Regions from separate parts of the Homo sapiens genome. Here region 1 is linked to region 2. A link is a loop called in an ENCODE intact Hi-C map of the cell type or tissue named here. Cell type or tissue: PC-9. All regions are shown on one strand. Links, peaks and the distances in the headings refer to the core of each region. The heading gives the core; the rest is flanking DNA.

Region 1 (7,650 bases), core at 1,663-4,162, 52 kb after region 2:
ATGTGGTCTTGCTCCCATGGAGACGGCCTCTCTCAGCACCTCCACTCCATTCTCCTCTGAGTTGCAGTGGGACAATCTTCAAAGTATTCCTTCTGGAGGGAGACAGTAGGGTTGGCTTGGCTAATTATCTCCTGCCCCATTGTCCAGAGACCTCTGGGCCGGTCCCACTCAGGCTTGCTGATCATCTTTTTAGGGGCTGACCTCCAGTCCAGCAATCTCAGTTCTTCCTATGCCTGCCCTCCCCTTGCAACCACATCACACCCCTGTTTCCTGGGGCAGGAGGACTTCCACGTGCTGTCTGCTGAAAGGATCTCAGGTGGGTTGGCACAATGACCAACCAGACCATGCAGGGCGGAGTTGGGGAGGAACATCACTGTACTCATGCTGGGGCTTGTGGCTTTTCACCGAATCCAAGCTGTTCAGAGTGTCAGGAAATTATGTCCAGGAGCTATAGGAAAGGAGAGTCTGCAAATCAAGGGCCAGTGGAATGAGAATTCTGCTGTCTCCCTACTGTTCATGCTGAGCAGGAAAGGTGACAAAGTTCTACTGACAGAGAACAGGGTAGGGCAGGCCACACCCAGCCTGCTGGTAAGCTCTAGGCCTACAGCCTGGAATACTTACATTTTTGTTCACATGCACGCTCTCTATGTTTGTTTAATTGTATAAAAGGCTATAAAAGGAAAGATAAGCCTCCATTCTCCCCACCTCCAGCCTCCAGCCTCCAGCAACCCAGTTCCCCTTTCTAGAGGCAATGTTATCTTTCTATGTACATGCCAGGAATATCTTGGGCTACATATAATTTTAATGGGCTTTGGCCGGGCACAGTGGCTGATGCCTGTAATCCCAGCACTTTTGGAGGCCAAGGTGGGTGAATCACTTGGGTCAGAAGTTCGAGACCAGCCTAGCCAACATGGCAAAACCCCGTCTCTACTAAAAATACAAAAATTAGCTGGGCTTGGTGGCGCACGCCTGTAGTCCAGCTGCTCGGGAAGCTGAGGCAGGAGAATCTATTGAACCTGGGATGCAGAGGTTGCAGTGAGCCAAGATCACGCCACTGCCCTCCAGCCTGGGTTACAGAGTGAGACTATGTCTCAGAAATAAATAAATAAATAAATAAAGGATTTTATTAAATCTTATATCCATATAGAAGAATAATTGCAACATAAGTATAAAACACTAGAAATAATAACAAAACAGGTACCAATAAACCTAGTTGAAGAAATAGAAAATAACCAATTTCTTAAATAAGCCCTGTGTCCCACAAAAACCTGTCCACAGATGTTCATAGCAGCCGTGGTGGTTAATTTGTTGTGTCAATCCGACAGGGCCATGGGGTGCCCAGATGCTGTGTGATGTCTGGGCATGTCTGTTGAGGTGCTTCCAGATGAGATCAGCATTTGAATTGGTGGAATGGGTGAAGCAGATGACCCTCCCTTATGTGAGTGGGGAGCATCAATCTGTTGAGGGCTTGATTAGAACAAAGCTAGAGGAATGAGAAATTCGTCCCCTTTTCGTCTGCCTCACTACTTGTGTTGAGATAGCTCACCTCATCTTCTGCCCTCATACTGGGATTTACTCTATCGGCTCCCTGGATTCCCAGGTCTTTTGACGCAGACGGAATGATACCACTGCCTTTCCTGAGTCTCCAGGGTCTCTAGCCTGCAAACAGCAGATGGTGGGACTTCTCAGCCTCTGTGATTGCTGCAGCAGCTAATTTTTTGTAAGAAATCTTGATGGGGCCGGGCATGGTGGCTCACGCCTGTAATCCCAGCACTTTGGGAGGCCGAGGCGGGCGGATCACGAGGTCAGGAGATTGAGACCATCCTGGCTAACTCGGTGAAACCCCGTCTCTACTAAAAAATACAAAAAAAAACAATTAGCTGGGCGTGGTGGTGGGCACCTGTAGTCCCACCTACTCCGGAAGCTGAGGCAGGAGAACTGCATGAACCCGGGAGGCGGGGCTTGAAGTGAGCCAAGATGGCGCCACTGCACTCCAGCAGAGGTGACAGAGCGAGACTCCATCTCAAAAAAAAAAAAAAAAGAAATCTTGATGGATAGATAACCTCCCATTGGTTCTGTTTCTCTGAAGAACCCTGACTAATACTCAGCATTATTCATAATTGCCAAAAGGTGACACCCAAGTGTTCATCAACTGACGAATAAATGACGAAATGTGGTATATTCGTATGATGTGATATTATTCAGCCATAAAAAGGAAGTACTGATACATGCTAAAATATAGAGGAAGCTTGAAAACATGATAAGTGAAAGAAGCTGGTCACAAAAGCCATATAGTATATGATTCCATTTATTTGAACTGTCAAGAATGGGAAAACACACAGAGACATAAAGCAAATTCATGATTGTAATGATTATTTAGGGATGGAAGGGCTAGGGGATTCAGGTTGTGTTTCTTTTTAGGTGATGAGAAGGTTTTAAAGTTGATTGTGGTAATAGTTTCATGACTGTGAACATGCTAAAGGGCATCGAATTATATACTTTAGTAAGTGAACTATATGGTACTGAGGCAGGATAGATAGTCAAGGAGATGACCACGTCCTTGGGACATGGCAACCACACTGTCAACAGCACAATGAGCCCTGTAACCATGTTCATTGGGACATAGCAACCGCACCAACAACACAACAAACCTCAGCACTCACATTGTAATCAAGCTCATCCAAGCAGAACTACCTTCACTGGGGACTTTCCCCTGTAGAGAGCATGTGCATTTTCACTTTGCTTGTCCTCAGAATGACCCTTTGCTCATTATAATAGTAAAAAACACACCCCTGGGTAGAGATTTAAGACGGCAATGAGACATGCAATGTATGAACAAGCATGTACAGCAACTGCTCATGTGCACCCAGAGGACCACCCAGAACATGATTACTAGGAACACACCTCTTCCCACCCACTATGAATAATCACATAAGACTCTCATAAAGGGAGTTCCCTCAGAGCCAGTCTTTGCTGACTCACTCTTGATCAGCCCACTCTGACTTATCTTTCAGAGTGTACCTTTCAGAGTGTATCTTTCAGAGTTTTATCTTTGCACTAAATTACTTTCAGCTGTTTCTTTTTACACTCAGCTTTCAGAGTGTTCTTTCTCTTTTGCAATACATTGCTTTCTGTTGTTCCTCTATGGTTGTGTCTCTTGTTAAAATTATTTTAACCAAGAAGACAAGAACAGAGGTCTCACAATCACCGTCAACAGTATGTAAATTATACCTCAGTGAAGCTATTACCAAAAAAATTAACCCTGTGTTCCTCTTCCTCCTAATGCAGTTGTAGCCACTCTCCTGAATTTTGTCTCTATTGTCCTATTGATTTTTAAATTTTTTTATAAACACATCCCTTAATAATATATAAATGTAATCCTTAACAATATACATTTAGTTTATAATTTTTAAAGTTTGTAAAAGTAGAATCAAACATCAAGCATTCCATAACAATATTTTTGGTTCAATATTAGGTTTCATACCCATGTTGATTGGCCATAGCTATTCATTCATTTGCATGGTACTCCCATGTGGCAAATGGGAATGTGCCACAGTTTACTTATCCTGACTCCTGTCAACAATCACTGGAGGTTGTATATAGTCCATTCTCACACTGCTATGAAGAAATACCCAAGACTGGGTAATTTATAAAGGAAAGAGGTTTAATTGACCCACACTTCCACATTGCTGGGGGGCCTCAGGAAACTTACAGTCATGACAGAAGGCAAAGGAGAAGCAGGCACCTTCTTCACAGGGCAGCAGGATGGAGTGAGTGCAAGCAGGGGAAATGCCAGATTCTTATAAAACCACCAGATTGGCCGGGTGCGGTGGCTCACGCCTGTAATCCCAGCACTTTGGGAGGCCGAGGCAGGCGGATCACGAGGTCAAGAGATCAAGACCATCCTGACCCACATAGTGAAACCCCATCTCTACTAAAAATACAAAAATTAGCTGGGTTTGGTGGTGCAAGTCTGTAGTCCCAGCTACTCAGGAGGCTGAGTCATCAGAATCGCTTGAACCCGGGAGGCGGAGGTTGCAGTGAGCCAAGATCGCACCACTGCACTCTAGCCTGGTGACAGGGCAAGACTCCATCTCAAAAATAAATAAATAAATAAATAAAAATAAGATCTCACAAGATTCACGTACCATCATTAGAACAGCATGGGGGAACCACCCCCACGATCCCATTACCTCCACCTGGTCCTGCCTTTGACACGTGGGAATTACAATTCAAGATGAGATTTTGGGTGGGGACCACCGCCAAACCATATTAGGGGTGTTCCCAGTGTGTCACCATTACTGAACAGGTTACTGTTAATACTCTCCATAGTATGTTTTGATAAACAGATGTTCTTATCTAATGTAATGAAATTTATCTCTTTGTACCTTACTTTTTGTCTTTATTTTTTGTGCTTATGAACTACAGTAAGGTCATAAAGATGTTCTCCTGTATTTGCTTCTAAAAATTGACATTTGGCCAGGCACGGTGGCTCACACCTGTAATCCCAGCACTTTGGGAGGCTGAGGTGGGTGGATCACCTGAGGTCAGGAGTTCAAGACCAGCCTGGCCAACATGGTGAAACCCATCTCTACTAAAAAATACAAAAATTAGCCAGGCGTGGTGGTGCACGCCTGTAATCCCAGCTACTCAGGAGGCTGAGACACAAGAATTGCTTGAACCCAGGGGGCAGAGGTTGCAGTGAGCCAAGATCATGCCACTGCACTCCAGCCTGGGCAACAGAGCGAGACTCTGTCTCAAAAATAAAATAAAAATAAAAATTGACATCTGTCCTTCACATGTAAGTCTGAAATTCTCCCCAAACTGACTTTTTCTGTGCAGTGCAAAGTCCATGTGGTTATATGTGAATACCATTTACTAGTTAGGGATCAACAAACTATAGCCTACAGGCAAATGCAGGCCTTCATCTGTTTTTGTTTTGTTTGTAATAGACACTGGGTGTCACTATGTTGCCCAGTTCAAATAATCCTCCTGCCTCTGCCTCCCAAAGTGCTGGGATTATAGGTGTGAACCACCATGCCTGGTCTCCTTTGCCCGTTTTTGTACAGCCCAGTAGCTAATAATGGTTTCTGCATTTTAAATGGCTGAGAAAAACAAAAAGAAAGCTAATAACTCATGACCCATGAAAATTATATGAAATTTAAATCTCAATGCACATAAAGTTTTATTAGAACATATCCATGATCATTTGTTCACGTACAGTATTGTCTATAGCTGCTCTTACAATACCACAGCAGAGGTGACTAACTACAACAGACACTGTGAACACCACGTAAGGCTGTCTAGCCCTTACCAAAAAAGTTTGCCAATCCCTCAATAGTTCATCCTTTCCCCCCATGATCTGCAGTACTGTCTCTGTTGTAAATTAGAGTTTCATTTATTTGTGGGTCTGTTTTGGAAATTTGGCTCAATCCATTGGCCAATTTAACTATCTCTACACCAAAAATACACTATCTTGATCACAATAATAATTTATAATAAGCCTTAATAATAACACAAGTCTCCCTGCCTGATGTTCCTTCTTTGTTAATGAAATAGCTAACCCTGCCTCTTTACTTTTCCAAATACATTTCAGAATCTGGCTTCCAATTCCAGGAAAGACCTTGTTGGGATTTGGTTTGGAATCACATTGAATCCATAGGTGAGTTTTGAAAGAAACTGACATACTTATGCCATTGAGGCTTCCTATCCATTAATGATATATCTCTCTCCATTTATGAGGTCTTCTTTAATGTCCTTCAATATTTTCTCCATAGAGGTCTCACTCATTTGTTACCATAATCCTTGGTAAAACTCACCTACACGACCATCCAGGCACACCATTTCTTTGTAGAAAAAGTGTTAACTACTGATTTATCCTTTAATGAGCAAAGGACTGCTTAGATTTTTAAATATTTTCTTGGTTCAATTTTGATGACATTTTTCTTGGAATATATCAATTCCATCAAAATTTTCCAATTTTTTATAATTATTTATCAATATTTGTTTTTGCTGGTTTAATCTCTGCAGCATCTATAGTTGTGGTCTCTTTTTTACTCCTAAATCATTTGCTGTGCCTTCTCTCTTTTATATGCTTGTTTTTCTTCATTTATTTTTGCTCATATCTTTGTATTGTCTTCCCCTTTTTCTGTCTTCTTAAATTGGATAATTAACTCCTTAACTTGCACCTCTCCTTCCTTTCTTTCTTTTTCTCTTCTTCTTTTGCTTTCTTTCTCTTTTTCTTTTCTTTTCTCCAGGCTAGTATTGAATTCCTAGCCTCAAGCGATCCTCCCACCTCAGCCTTGCAAAGTGCTGGGATTACAGGCATAAGCCACCATGCCAAGTCACCTTTTCCTTTCTTAATGTAAGGATTTATGCTACAAAATTTTTTCTAAGCACCCCTTTAGCTGCATGGTCCAAATATTGGTATCTAGTATTTTTGTTATCATTCAGCTCTAAATATTATCTAACTCCCATTAGTTTTCTTTTTTTGACTCATAATGTATCTAGCAGTATATTCTAAAATTCCTGAAAGTATAGGGTTTTTCTGGTTATCTCTCGCTATTGATTCCTGAATTAATTGCTTTACGGTTAAAGAAGATTATTTCTACGTTACTAATCTAAAATTTGTTGGCTTGCTTTAAGACTCTCATAAATATTCCATGTGTGCAGTTGAAAAGAATCTGTATTTCACAATTATATTATATATGGTCATTAAGTAAGCTTGTTGGTAAATTTTCTATGTCTTTATAGACTTCTATGTTTCCTTCATTCATCAGTTCCTTAGAAAGGTGTATTTAGATCTCCCACTATGATGATGTTTGTCCTCTCCAAACTTCATGTTGAAACTTAATCCCAAATGTGGCAGTATTGAAAGATGGGTCTTTTGGCAGGGTGTGGCGGCTCATGCCTGTAATCCCAACACTTTGGGAGGCCGAGGCAGGCAGATCACCTGAGGTCAAGAGTTCAAGATTAGCCTGGCCAACTTGGTGAAACCCCATCTCTACTAAAAATAGAAAAATTAGCCAAGCATGGTGGCACACACCCATAATCCCAGCTACTCAGGAGGCTGAGGCAGGAGAATTGCTTGAACCCAGGAGGCAGAGGTTGCAGTAAGCCGAGATCCCACCACTACACTCCAGCCGGGGTGACAGAGTGAGACTCTATCTCAAAAAAAAAAGGAAGAAAGGAAAGGAAGGAGAGGAGAGGAGAGAAGAAAAGAGGAGAGGGGAGGGGAAAAGAAAAGAAAGAAAGAGAGAGCAAAAGAAAGAAAGAGAGAAAGAAAGGAAGAAACAAAGAAAGGAAAAGAAAGAAAGAAAGAAAGAGAAAGAAAGGAAGGAAGAAACAAAGAAAGGAAAAGAAAGAAAGAAAAAGAAAGAAAGGAGGAGGAAGGGAGGGAGGGAGGGGAAGGAAGAAAGAGAAAGAGAGAAAGAAAGATAGAAGAAAGACAGAGAGAGGAAGGAAGGAAGGAGGGAGGGAGAGAAGGAGGGAGGGGAAGGAAGGAAGGAAGAGAGAAAGAGAGAAAGAAAGGAAGAAACGAAAGAAAGAGAGAAAGAAAGGAAGAAAGAAAGAGAGGAAGGAAGGGAAGGAAGGAAGGAAAAGAGAGAAAGAACAGAGAAAGAGGAAGAAAGAAAGAGAGAAAGAGAGGGA
Region 2 (14,424 bases), core at 4,022-6,521:
CTGTCTCTCCAGGTGAGTGTGAATGGACAGCACTTTCTCCACTTCCGCTACCGGCTCCCACTGTCTCATGTGGACACGCTGGGTATATTTGGTGACATCCTGGTAGAGGCTGTTGGATTCCTGAACATCAATGTAAGTTTCCTTGGGACCAAGGCCTGGGCAGTGGCAGCCTCTAATTTCCCCTGACTCCTGGACGGGCCTGGGACCCCTTCCTCCACCCTAGACTGAGAGAGAGGACGCCCTGTGCACCAGTAATAGCCAAGGGGGAGGGAGTCCACTGAGGTTTCGGGTGTGAGTGGGCTGAGGGGGAAGAGAAAGTGATGGCAGAAAGGGTGTCCAGGAGCCGCAGGCAGGAGTCTGTAACCAGTGTGGGTCTGGTTAACACTGAGAAGCAATGGCCAGGAATGATTTGGCACACTGGGGGCCGAAACGGGTGGCAGCTGGCTTTATCATTCCCACCTGATGGGCTTATTAAAGCCCAGATTTCTGGGGCTTGCCACCAGAGATTCTGATTCAGTAAGTCCAAGGTGGGGCCTAGGAATTGGGATGTTCAAAATGCCAGCAAGAAGCTACCACTGACCAGCCGAATGGGAACATGAGGAGCTGTAAAGGCCAGGGCTCTGCCCACCTCCCAGGCATAGGTAGGGGATTGCAGTGGTCCTAAATGCTGCTGATTCTTTTCTCTCTTTCTGAACAGCCATTTGTGGAGGGCAGCAGAGAGTACCCAGCTGGACATGTGAGTTTCTTGGCAGCAAGGTCTGAGCAGCCACACCAGCTGACCCGCCCTTCTGGACTGCTGCTCCCATTACACAAGGCCCAGCTGCCCCTTCCCTCACTGCTGCGGTTGCCACGGACATGGCTGGCTCTGCTTCAGTCTCTGGAGGGCCTGGATTTTCCTCTCCCAGCCCCTCTCCAGGCCCAGCTTGGGAAGATGAATGGGGGTGGGCTGCATGCAGAGGGGGCAAGACCCCGTATTCCTAGCAGGAGAGGCCTTAGTTGAAATGCTCATTTCTCAAACCACCTCTGCAAGGTGGCTGGGGTTGGTCTTGCGGGACAGAAGGGGAGATGAGGCCCATGTACTGCCCAAGGCCACACAGGGAGTGGATGACAAATCCTCCACCCCGTTCTTCCCTATTATTCCAGCGCTGGTGAACCTCTGAAGTCCAGAGGATCCCACTGGGGCTCCAATGACTCACCTACTGCTGTGAGAGAGACAAGCCCCAAATATTCCCAATTTGTTAGAATAACAAGAGTTTCCCTTTTCCTGAGCAAATACCACATGGCCTTGTGTCCTCTCTTTCTTTCCCTGACAGCCTTTCCTGCTGATGAGCCCCAGGCTGGTGAGTGAACCTCCCTCCTGCTCTGTCAGGGCTGGGGGCGCAGCCTGGGTGAGCAGCTAATGAGCTCAGCCTGGTAGGACATGCCCCCAGCCTCAGGATTTCCCCTTCCTTTATAGAAAACTGCAGGCTGTGGGTGGGCCAGGCAGCTTATGCCCCCAGCCGCATGATTTCCCCTTCCTTTATAGCAAGCTGCAGGCTGTGGGTGGGCTGGGCAGCTTCAGGCTGAAGCTCCAGCTTCATTTTACCTTTTCTCCACTTATTGTGAACATCATTACTTGATACTTCTCTGTGCCAGGCCCGGTGCCAGGCTCTAGGATAGAGGAACAAGCTGGTCCCAGCCGTCCAGTTGCTCACAGGCTGGTGGGGGACAGACCACTAGATGGCAATTACAGTTAAGGATGCAGTGAAGGGAGAAGGACATGGTGGTCGGGACACAGAGAGGCCAAGCTCAGCCTGGACAGGCCGGGGAAAGTGTTCGGCAATAACAGAGTACAGGAGGCCAGGTGCTTAACAAATAAGCAGCGTGTCCTGGCGGCAGGCCTGGGCAGAACATGCCTGCCCCAGTGCTCCCCTGGCCCCCGGGGATGGGCGGTCCTCCCCAGTCCCCCTGGAAGTCAACTTCTCAATACCTCCCTTGTTCCTTCAGGAGGTGCCCTGCTCACATGCTCTTCCCCAGGGTCTCTCGCCTGGGCAGGTCATCATAGTACGGGGACTGGTCTTGCAAGAGCCGAAGCAGTAAGTATCCAGCATCTAAGTGGAGGGGAGGGAGCAGCCTCTCTGTGACAGTCACATGCTATAAAACATCATCTCTTTTAATCTCCTAGCACCACCATTTAATCCCCATTTTACAGATGAGGAAACAGAGGAGCAGAAAGGAGAAGTGGCCCAATTTGGCAGAGCTTATGAAGGTCAGGCTGGGACTGGGACCGACAGCCCCACTGCTGGGAGCATCATTCCTGCTGGTACATCTAGTCAGGCCTAGCCTCTTGTCCCAGGTCCTAGGAAAGGGGCCCCAGGAAAGGCCCTTCGTAGGTGCAGGCTGAGGCCCAGAGCAAACATGTAGCTTCCTATGGTAACACAATGTGTGGTTCAAAAGATACAGCCAGACTGCCCCAGAGAAGAGGGCTGGTATTTGGAAGCCAGGACTTGGAGGGACCCAGTGACTAAGTGGACATTACCAAACTTCTCCTACATGGTGCTTTCAAACCCAGACCTGTGGCTCCAATCCAGTTAGACAGGAGCCACTGGCCGGCCTGCCTTGAGGAAACGCATTAGAGTTTATGACTTCTCTGGGCCAGAATGCCTGGGTTGGCATGTGCTCAGGACACCTACTTGTGCAACCTTAGGACAGATACTTTTCCTCTCTGTGCCTCTGTTTTCCTCTCTGTAAGAAGGGGATGATAGGCCGGGCGCGGTGGCTCACACCTATAATCCCAGCACTTTGGGAGGCCGAGGCGGGTGGATCACGAGGTCAGGAGTTGGAGACCAGCCTGACCAACATGGTGAAATCCTGACTCTACTGAAAATAGAAAAATTAGCCGGGCATGGTGGCGCATGCCTGTAATCCCAGCTACTCAGGAGGCTGAGGCAGGAGAATCGCTTATACCCGGGAGGCAGAGGTTGCAGTGATCCGAGATCGCGCCACTGCACTCCAGCCTGGGCAATAGAGCAAGACTCCATCTCAAAAAAAAAAAAAAAAGATAGAGGGGGTTGATAATAATGCCGACTTTAGGGGTGGTACTTAGAATAGTGCCTGGTACATGGTAAGTGTCCACAAATGTGGGTACTACTGCAATCATCTCAGTGGAGGTAGGGGAGGGCAGAGTAAGGAAAGCACCCTATGTTCTCCTTGCTTAATTTTGTTTTTATTTTTAAGTCACTGACCTCACTAAACCCTTGCCCTGCACACTGCCGATCATGCCTGTGAATTCTGGGACAGGCATGAAGCCCAGCACTCGATGGCCTCGGCCTCCAAAGACAGGCATGACTGAGTTGGATTCCTGGTTTTGTCTCTTATAAACAGTGCGGTCGTGGGCCAGTCACTAAACCTCTCTGAGTCTGAGTTTCCCTACCGGAAAAAGGTGAATGATAATTCCAACCTGCTAGGGAAAATGAAAAGTGCTCAGTGATGGAACACTTCTTCCCACAAAACTTGGAGGCATGAGACCGGGTTCATATTGTAGCTCAAAGTCACAAGGTTACTAGTGACATAGTCAGCAAGTAACTGCTGTTTCCCAAGGGCCATGAATGCATGTGTCCTCAGAGGCCAGACAGGTCTCATAAATAGTGAGGAAACCAGTTGGGAAGGTGGTAAAGGGGAAGGAGTATCTCCATACACCCAGTCATGCCAGATCTTCTGACTATTTTTAAAGCAAAAATAGAAGCCATCTTTTATATAAACTCTCTCAATTTTTGAATATTATATTAAAGTTGAAGAATACTATGGACCAGACAAAACATTCCTATACACCAGTTCAGCCGAGATCCACCAACATGAAGATTTAGCACAGCACCTGGTATTTAGCGAGGCTGCAACCAATGCAGCTGCTGCTATTTTGTGAAAGCAACTGATGGCTTGAATGGGGCAGAGAGAGTAAGAGATGGAGGGCACAGGATTCATCTGCAGTGAAAATCTATCCCTCCTTCTTCACCTCATCCCTTCCCTCCTCGTTATTGAGTGGGAGTGTATGACTGCAGCCTCAAAGAGCTTCAACAGAGCTTCACTGGGCATCTGGTGATTTGTGATTATTCAGTGATCTAGTGGGCATCTAGTGATTCATGATTATCCAGTGATCTGGCGGGCTGAGCTGCATGAAGGTGAGGTAGGGAGACACTGAGGCCTCCTCACCAGGAGTTCGCAGGCCAGAGGAAGACACAGTGTTGTCTGGCAGGACGGGGTAGGGGGAGCCATAGTGGGGCTGGAGGCTCCACGCAGTCCACTCTCCAGGGTTCCTGCCTTCCAAGCTTCTTCCCAACATTGGGCCCTGGCCACCTCCTTCCCAAAGTTGGAAACTTACGGGGCCTCCTCCTGTAAGGATCTACCAATAGCCCTTGAAAGGCCTGTCCAGGGCGGCCTTTTCCCCTACCTTACCTGCCTCTGCATCCCATCAGGATGCCGCGCCTTCTCCAGCATAGCTCTTCAAGAAGGAAACTTGGGAAGTTCCCAAGACATAAAAATAATCTGGGCCGGGCGCGGTGGCTCAAGCCTGTAATCCCAGCACTTTGGGAGGCCAAGGTGGGCAGATCACAAGGTCAAGAGATCGAGACCACCCTGGCCAACATAGTGAAACCCCATCTCTACTAAAAATACAAAAATTAGCTGGGCGGTGCGGGCATGCGCCTGTAGTCCCAGCTACTCCGGAGGCTGAGGCAGGAGAACTGCTTGAACCTGGGAGGAAGAGGTTGCAGTGAGCCGAGATCGTGCCACTGCACTCCAGCTTGGTGACAGAGCAAGACTCTGTCTCAAAAAAATAAAATAAAATAAAGAAAAATAATATAATCCGGTTGCCCTATTTGAGAGGCAGGTGCCAGATCCCCCCACCCCCAAATCTAGAGTCATGAATCCTAGTTCACATCCTAACCTAAGGCCCTACCACTATTACTAGTAACAGAGAAGTCATTTAACTTCTTGTCCTCATCACTTAAATGGGCTGACAAACCTCACAGCACAGAATTTGTGAGGATTAAGGAAAGGCAAACTAGCTTCTGTAAAACACCTACTGTGTGCTAGGAATTGCTAGTTTTCACATACATTATCTCCTTTGTTCCTTTTTTTTTTTGGCTCTATGAGGTAGAGATTGTATTATATAGCAATATTTTTAAACAATAGGTATCATCTGAATGCTTATTACGTTCCAGGTGCTATTCTAAATAAGCATTTTTTTATGTATTCATTTAATTCTTACAACAATGCCACAGGCAGGTACAGGGCAGTTATGTTATCGTCACATTACAGATGAGGAAACTGAGGCACAGAGAGATTAAGAGTCTTGCCCAAGGTCACAGGACTAGAAAGTAGCAGAGCCAGGGTTGAATCGGGACTGCCTGACTCTAACCACTATGCTGTTTGGAAAACATTTAAGATAATACCTGGCACTTAGTTAGCATTCAATAAATGTTAGCTGTAGCTATCATCATCATAATCATCCCCATTTTCAGGAGGAGAAACTGAAGCTCAGGCTAGGCAATTTTCACACACTTCCCTCCCACCCCCATCCTCCTGTAGTCATAGATGGCAACCCTGGAGGTCAATCTCAAGTTCATCTAGAACTCGTGTTCTTTCCACTGTTCTGAGCATTCAGCCATGAGGCTGTCATAGGCCCTCAGTGCTTGTTTCTGGAGGCTGAAGCAGCTCAACCTTCCATCCACTCCCTGACCTCCATCCTTCCCCTGGGGGCTGAGCAGCGGCCTATGGGCAATGGGCGCTGATTCCTTCTCCTTCCTCCTGCTTCCTGCAGTTTTACTGTGAGCCTGAGGGACCAGGCTGCCCATGCTCCTGTGACACTCAGGGCCTCCTTCGCAGACAGAACTCTGGCCTGGATCTCCCGCTGGGGGCAGAAGAAACTGATCTCAGCCCCCTTCCTCTTTTACCCCCAGAGATTCTTTGAGGTAGGTCAGAGCCAAATGATTACATCCCTTCAGGCTGGAGCACAGAGCTGAAGTCCCATAATGACCTGGGAGATGCTGGGGCAGGTGTGCAGGACAGATGTTATGGGGTGGGAGGCCAGAGCCAGCAGAGCACAGCGAATGTCTGTACAGCAGTCCTCAACGCTCCACTCTGATGCCAGGGATCCCATGGCCAGAAACTCAATTGATGCAGGTGGGGGGGGGCCCAGGCATCAGCTTTATTAAAAAGCTCCCCTAATGATTCCGACGTGCAGAACCACTCCTCTACAGGAAGCAGCCCCAGTTACAGGTGGTGAAACTGAGGCCCAAGGCTGGGAAGATCCTTGTCAAAGACCACAGTGGGCTGGTGACAAGCCGGGCCCCTTATCCTGTTCTTTTCCAGCACTGTACTGGGTGCCCCCTGGGTCCAGTCTTCGTGTCCTATGAGAGGAGGAGGGTCTCACTGGAGAGAGCGTCAGGCAGACAAGGGAAAGTCTGGCTGGAAGCTGCAACCCCCTCATGTCCTCCTTTCCCAGGTGCTGCTCCTGTTCCAGGAGGGAGGGCTGAAGCTGGCGCTCAATGGGCAGGGGCTGGGGGCCACCAGCATGAACCAGCAGGCCCTGGAGCAGCTGCGGGAGCTCCGGATCAGTGGAAGTGTCCAGCTCTACTGTGTCCACTCCTGAGGATGGTTCCAGGGAAATACCGCCAGAAAACAAGAAGGTCAGCCCACTCCCAGGGCCCCACTCTCCTCCCCTCATTAAACCATCCACCTGACACCAGCACATCAGGCCTGGTTCACCTCTGGGGTCACGAGACTGAGTCTACAGGAGCTTTGGGCCTGAGGGAAGGCACAAGAGTGCAAAGGTTCCTCGAACTCTGCACCTTCCTCCACCAGGAGCCTGGGATATGGCTCCATCTGCCTTCAGGGCCTGGACTGCACTCACAGAGGCAAGTGTTGTAGACTAACAAAGATACTCCAAAATACAATGGCTTAAAGAATGTGGTCATTTATTCTTTATTATTTATTTATTTGTGGTCAAATAAATAAATAAGGTTATTTATTTATTTCGTTCTCATCTAGCAATTCTAGAGACAATGGTCCAGCTTAGCAGGGCAGCTCTGCTCCCTGGAGACATTCAGGGTCTGTCCTAGCCATTGTTCCACCACCCCCAGGGCATCATCATTGTCTCTGTGGCCCAAGCTCAGCTGCCACCCTATCTTGGCCTCACCCACTGAGAAGGCTAGTAGTGGCAGTGGACAAGACCCACCTGATATCATAAGCCCCAGACATGGGTCCGACACACACCAGCTACAGTCACATTTCATCTGCAGGCACTCAGTCTCGGTCACACTACCTGCAAGGGAGGCTGGAAATGTTCTTCAGTGGGACACATAAGACCAGCCACATGAAATAGAGTAGTCATAAAATAACAGAATAGTTTTATTCTATTACTATAAAAAACAGGGAGAATGGATTTTGGTGGATAGCCACAGTCTCTGAGACAAGTAGATGCTGTTAATATCCTCATTTTATAACATAAGAAACTGACGCACAGAAAGGCTAATTTGCCAAGATCACACAGTGAGTAAGTCATGGGATTAGAACCCAGGGATTCTGTCTGCAGAGTTTGCGGCTCTTAACCATAAACCATTATCTAGAGTACACAGGCACACTAGAGCTTCCAGATAAAGATGGACATCGGAGCTGGAGGCTTGAGAGGAATCAAAGAACCTTGCAAGTCGAAAAGTACAGACAAGACAAACGAAGGACCACCACCAAGGAAAGAGCAAGATTAAATGAGAAATAATTTAAGAATTATATATAACTGTATATAATATATACCATATATACATATATATAGCATAGTATACATTATACAGTAATATATGTGCCATGGTCTGAATGTTTGTGTCCTCCCAACTAAAATTTATATGTTGAAATCCTAGCACCCAAGGAAATGGTGTTTGGAGGTGGGGACTTTGGAGGGTGATTAGGTCATGAAGGTGGAGCCTTCATGAATGGGATTAGTGCCCTTATAAAAGAGACTCCAGGCCGGGCGAGGTGGCTCACGCCTGTAATCCCAGCACTTTGGGAGGCCAAGGCAGGCAGATCACCTGAAGTCAGGAGTTCGACACCAGCCTGGCCAACATGGCAAAACCCCGTTTCTACTAAAAACACAAAAATTAGCTGCGCATGGTGGCACACGCCCGTAATCCCAGCTACTCAGGAGGCTGAGGCAGGAGAATCGCTTGAACCCGGGAGGCAGAGATTGCATTGAGCCAACATCATACCACTGCACTCCAGCCTGTGTGACAGAGCCAGACTCTGTCTCAAAAAAAAAATATATATATATAAATAAAATAAAAGAGACTCCAGAGAGCTCCCTCACCCCTACCACCATGTGAGATTACAGCAAGAAAACAGGCGTTTATGAAATGGGAAGCAGGCCTTCACCAGAAACAAAATCTGCCAGTGCTTTGCTCTTGAATTTTCCAGCCTCCAGAACTGTCAACAATAAATTTGTTGTTTATAAGTTACCCAGTCTAACACATTTTAAAGCTGGACCTCTACCATTCACCATGTACAAAAGTTAACACAAGATGGATTAAAGATTTAAAGTAAGACCTTGAACTATAAGAATCCTAGAAGAAAACCTAGGAAACACCATTCTGGACCCTGATCTTGGAAAAGAATTTGTGACTAAGTCCTCAGAAGCAATGGCAACAAAAACAAAAATTGGCAAGTGGGACCTAATTAAAGAGCTTCTGGGCAGCAAAAGAAACTATCCACAGAATAAACAGACACCACACAGAATGAGAGAAAAATAGTATATTCACAAAGTGTACATCCCACAAAGGTCTAATATCCTGAATCTATAAGGAGCTTAACAAGAAAAAACCCCATCCAAAAGTGGACAAAAGGCATGATAGACAGGTCTCAAAAGAAGACATACAAGTGGCCAATAAACACATGAAAAAATGCTCATCATCACTAATCGTCAGAGAAATGCAACTCAAAACCACAAGAGGATATCATCTCATACCAGTCAGGATGTTTATTATTAAAAGGTCAAAAACAGCAGATGCTGGTGAGCCTGCAGAGAAAAGAAAATGCTTATGCACTGTTGGTGGGAATGTACATTAGTTCAGTCACTGTGAGAAGCACTTTGGAGATTTCTCAAAGAACTTAAAACAGAACTACCATTTGATCCAGCAATCCCATTACTGGGTATACATCCAAAAGAAAATCATTCTACCAAAAAGACACTTGGACTTGCATTTTTTTTTTTTTTTTGAGACGGTGTCTTGCTCTGTCACCCAGGCTGGAGTGCAGTGGCACGATCTTGGCTCACTGCAAGCTCCACCTCCCAGGTTCACGCCATTCTCCTGCCTCAGCCTCCCGAGTAGCTGGGACTACAGGCATCCACCACCATGCCCGGCTAATTTTTTGTATTTTTTTTTTTTTAGTAGAACAGGGTTTCACCATGTTAGCCAGGATGGTCTTGATCTCCTGACCTCGTGATCCGCCCACCTCGGCCTCCCAAAGTGCTGGGATTACAGGCGTGAGCCACCATGCCCAGCCGGACTTGTATGTTAATTGCAGCACTATTCACAATAGCAAAGACATGGAATCAACCTAGGTGCCTGTCAACAGAGGATTGGATGAAGAAAATGTGGTGCATATACACCATGGATTACTACACAGTCATAAAAAAGAATGAAACTATGTCCTTTGCAGCAACATAGATGCAGCTGGAGGCCATTATCCTTAGTGAATTAACAGAAGAACAGAAAACCAAATACCATATATTCTCACTTATAAGTAGGAGCTAAACATTGGGTGGTCATGGACAAAGAGATGGCAATAGACTCTGGGGACTACTAGACTGGAGGGAGAAAAGAAGGAAGGAATGGGAGAAAGGGTTGAAAAACCATTGGGTATTATGCTCACTACCTGAGTGACGGGATAATTCACACCCCAAACCTCAGCTTTACACAATATACAAACCTGCACAGGTACTCTCTGAATCTAAAATAAAAGTTGAAATTATTTTTTAAAAGAAGATAAACCTCAATTTCCACAAATGTTTTATAGGATATTTTTATTAAAATGTATTCTGTGTATAGATTTTTAGGGGCACAGAGGAGCTTGCATCTCTACATTGCTTCTTCCCAATCATATATACAGTATATCCCTCAATTTATTTTGGTCATCCTTTATTTCCTTCTGTCACTGGGAAACCAAGTTCTTTCCTTACTTTGTATTGATAGCCAAGAAAGAATATCCAATTGGAAAAAAAGGCAAGCAGATTTTATTGCTGGTCAGGAACGGAGGAGTGAGCTCTTTTTCTAAAGAACCCCTTCCGAAGGTGATGGAATCCAGGGAACTTTAAGGAATTAGATGTGGGGCGGGGAGGTATGTATGTAAGCATGTACAGGGAGGAACTCCAGATGTGCAGTTACAGATCATAAACATGCTTCTTCATATGAGGTATGTTCAGAAAATGGCAGCAATTTTCTTCTAGGGGTGGGGATTTGATATGGTTTGGCTATGTCCCCACCCAAATCTCATCTTGAATTCCCATGTGTTGTGGGAGGGACGCAGTGGGAGGTAATTGAATCATGGGGGCAAGCCTTTCCCAGGCTGTTCTCGTGATAATGAATAAGTCTCCTGAGATCTGATGGTTTTAAAAAGAGGAGTCCCCCCCTTTTTTTAAAAAAGTTTTTAAACTTCTATTTGCATATTTTTGAAAATTTTGCATTCCAATACTTAAAATCATTTGAACAAAAAAAAAATGGCACTCTGATTAAACAGTATTACAGGCTGCATGACACCTTGGGCCAGCTTGGTTTTACTCTAGATTTCATTGTTGTCCCACCCCACTTTTTCCACCCCACTTCTTCCTTCACCAACATGCACGTTCTTTCCTTTTCTGCCAGCCAGAAAGTCAGATGGGAGTGGCAGGCTTGGCCTTCATTGTCAGTAGTTCTTTGGTGTGAAAGGGGCAGCAGAGTCATTTAAACTTGATCCAACCTCTATGCATCTTACAAAGTTAAACAGCTAAAATAAGTAAAATAAGAAAGCAATGCTTGTGGAATGTACAGTGCATATTGGCAGCACATGCCTCATTACGATTCACCAGCTTGCTTCTCCTGTTCAATCATTTCTTTGGAAGGCAGTGGATTTTTCTCTTGCACTTCTGTCTTCTTCAGTTTCGACTTATCTCTTTGCCTCTGCCATCCATGTAAGATGTGACTTGTTCCTCTTTGCCTTCCACCATGATTGTGAGGCTTCCCCAGCCATGTGGAACTATTAGTCCAATTAAACCTCTTTATTTTGTAAATTGCCTAGTCTCAGATATGTCTTTATCAGCTGCGTGGCCTAATACAGGACTTTAGCATTATAATGATACGTTAATGATCTGAAGGTAACAAGGCATCACCAGCTCAGTTTGCTGGGGTCTTGCTCTGACCTTATCTTCCTCTAGTAATTGCCAAAGAGTCCTGAGGCTCCAGCAGCCTCCTGGGCCATCTGAAGTTCTCTTAAGCAAACATACCTGTAGGTAAAATGATTTAAAAACCTGTTTAAGGAAGAACAATGAGCTTTCTTAGTTATCTACTGTTTAAGAAAATAACAAGCTTTCTCAGCTATGTCTCCAGGGTTGCTCTGGTAACATAAGATGTGTGTGTTTGTTTTTACTGGGGCATCGCACAACTTTTGTTAGATTTATACTTAGGCACTTTATAGCTTTGTGTGTGATTTGTAAATGCTATCTTTTTAAAAAATTGTACTTACTTGATACTGGTACAAAAATGCACCTGATTTATGTATATTAATCTCGTTCCTAGCAAACTTGCTAAAATTATATATATTTTATTAGTTCAAATAGACAATCTTGCCCTGGCACAGTGGCTTACACCTGTAATCCCAGCGCTTGGGGAGGCCGAGGCAGGTGGATCGCTTGAGGTCAGGAGTTTGAAACCAGCCTTGCCAACATGGCGAAACTCCGTCTCTACTAAAAATACAAAAAATTAGCTGGGCATGGTGGCACATGCCTGTAATCCTGCCTACTCAGGAAGCTGAGGCACAAAAATCTGTTGAACCCAGGAGGCAGAGGTTGCAGTGAGCCGAGATCACACCACTGCACTCCAGGCTGGGGGACAGAGCAAGACTCTGTCTCAATAAATAAACAAACAAACAGATAGGTAATCTTACCACTTGCAAAAAATAATGATTTCTGATTTCTTCCTTTCCAATCTCCCTCTCCCTCTCTGTCTCTCACTCTTCCCCCCACTCCCAACCACATTCCCTCGCTTCCTTCCTCTCTCCCTCATGCTTCCTTTATTATATGACATTGGCCAAGAATTCTTGCACACTGTTGAGTAGCAGTGTGGTTAGCAGGCATCCTTGACCTGTTCCTGACCACAGGGAAATGCAATTAAGATTTCACTATTAAATATGATGATTATCATAGGTTGGGAATAGATACTATTTTTAGGGTAAAGAGATTTTCATTTTTTCTTAGTTTGTTAAGATACACTTTCATTTTTTTCATGAGTGAGTGTCAAGTCTGTCTTCTGCGTTTACTGATATGATCATATTTTTTCTAATCTGTTAATGAGGTAAATTACATTAATAGGCTTTCTAATTTCATGCTATAAGTATCTTTAAATTCCTTAAATTCCTGGAGTAAATGAATTTTTAATGAATACATTGCTGCATTTCATTTACTGATACTACTGTTCTTGCATTAAGTTCATAAATTAGCTTATAATTTTACTTATCCATCCATCAATACTATCATAGCCTTAGATTCTGGATTGTCTCTTTTCTGTGCAAGGTCATCAATTGTTTATATGTACTCTAGGTCTTTAATCCATAGATTCCATCTTCCTTTCTTTTTTTCTTACATTTTATTGTTGGGGATAAAACTGATAACTTTTCCTTATAGAGCTTCTCAGAGTCTGAATTCTGCTGGTTAATCCCTAGGGCATTGTTTAAAATACTCCACTGTCTCCTGTACTTCTTTTCATCTAGAGTTTTGATCAGATTCAGTTTCAATTTTTCAGCAAGAAAACCAAAACTACTATCTTATTCCCTAAATGTTTCTTTTTTAATTTAATTTAATTTTATTTATATATATTTTCTTGAGAGAGTCTCAACTCTGTCACCCAGGCTGGAATGCAGTGGCGCAATCTCAGCTCACTGCAGCCTCCACCTCCCAGGTTCAAGTGATTCTTATGCCTCAGCCTCCTGAGTAGCTGGAATTACAGGTGTGCTCCACCACTCCTGGCTAATTTTTGTATTTTTAGTAGAGATGAGGTATCGCTATGTTAGCCAGGCTGGTCTCAAACTCCTGACCTCAAGTGATCCACCTGCCTCAGGCTCCCACAGTGCTAAGATTCCAGTCATGAGCCACCATGCCCAGCTAAATATTTCTTTTTTTATAGCCTCCTGTTCTTGTTTCCTGAATATATTTTCTCTTCTCTCTTCCATGATATAAATTATAGGGAGCCGAAGACCCGTGGGATGTGACCAACTCAGCATTCCACTGGAGGCTATATGATCAAACAGCAAACTGTTTATCATAAATGCAGGATGTGAGCAAACTCACGACTGCTCCTGCCGACACAATGTTTGCTGAGGGCAATCGCTTCCTGGCACCAAGTTCCTTGAGGTTATCTACTGGGAGATCTAGGGAATGCAGTCTTGCAAGCCTACTCTGACCCCTTTTTCCACCCCCCTTTTCACTATCTCTTTTGCCTAATAAATATGGAGGGCTGTGTAAAGCTCAGCGCCCTTGTCCACTAGAGGCAAGTTGCCCCCGACCCCTTCTTCCTAATATACTCTTTTGTCTCTTGTCTTTTATTCCACGTTCGACCCCCCCACCCTTTCTTCAGTCCCCCTAGGTCCATACGGTTTACATAGTGGCACCCCGAACAGCAACAGAATCGGGTGCTCAACAATAAATGATGCTTTTGTAAATTTTCTTCTGCTTGCCATATTTTCTTTGTTTTCTTGAAGCTTATTTGTTAGTTATTTGTGTATTTTGCTGTCTATCTTTCAAATTAGAGGATTTCCTCAAATGCCTGGCAATCCTTAGTTGTTTGTGTTTTTGTTGTTTTTGTTTGTTTGTTTGAGATGGAGTCTCGCTCTGTCACTCAGGCTAGAGTGCAGTGGCATGATCTCAGCTCACTGCAACCTCTGCCTCCTGGGTTCAAGCAATTCTCCTGCTTCAGCCTCCTGGGTAGCTGGGAATACAGGCACATGCCATCAAGCCAGGCTAATTTTTGTATTTTTGCAAGAGATGGGTTTTCACCATGTTGCCCAGGCTGGTCTTGAACTCCTGACCTCAGGTGATCTGCCTGCCTCAGCCTCCCAAAGTGCTGGGATTACAGGTGTGAGCCACTGCACCCAGCCAAGTGGTTTGTTTATATTCAAGAGTGAGGCACTAAAATGCTAATTGGAAGCTTTGTG

Evidence for each region. Hi-C counts contacts between places; a loop is a spot of excess contacts. Peaks named below come from ENCODE experiments on the same cell type or tissue, not always from the same donor. Only the 100,000 strongest peaks of a DNase experiment are listed, where the experiment ranks them.
Region 1: a loop joins it to region 2, with 1.8 times the contacts of the local background. A loop is called at or near these places in 6 of 110 quality-filtered maps.

What each region holds. Positions count from the first base shown.
Region 1 is chr11:63,564,581-63,572,230 of GRCh38, forward strand. It overlaps a transcript of PLAAT2 not described here. Among named protein-coding and RNA genes, the nearest start is that of PLAAT2, 5.0 kb to the left of the region's middle. RefSeq lists a cis regulatory region at 2,605-3,132 and enhancers at 2,925-2,974, 2,985-3,074. In PC-9, for the core only: no CTCF peak of the experiment used is centred there; DNase peaks (open chromatin) are centred at 2,951 and 3,591; H3K4me3 peaks cover 1,088 bases; H3K27ac peaks cover 2,350 bases.
Region 2 is chr11:63,509,766-63,524,189 of GRCh38, forward strand. LGALS12 (galectin 12) reads left to right here. Exons shown (of 9, transcript NM_033101.4): 4 at 13-132; 5 at 698-736; 6 at 1,314-1,340; 7 at 1,987-2,075; 8 at 5,798-5,948; 9 at 6,482-7,007. The coding sequence ends at 6,628. It also overlaps the pseudogene TMSB4XP5. Among named protein-coding and RNA genes, the nearest start is that of LGALS12, 11 kb to the left of the region's middle. RefSeq lists an enhancer at 468-1,099. In PC-9, for the core only: no CTCF peak of the experiment used is centred there; no DNase peak of the experiment used is centred there.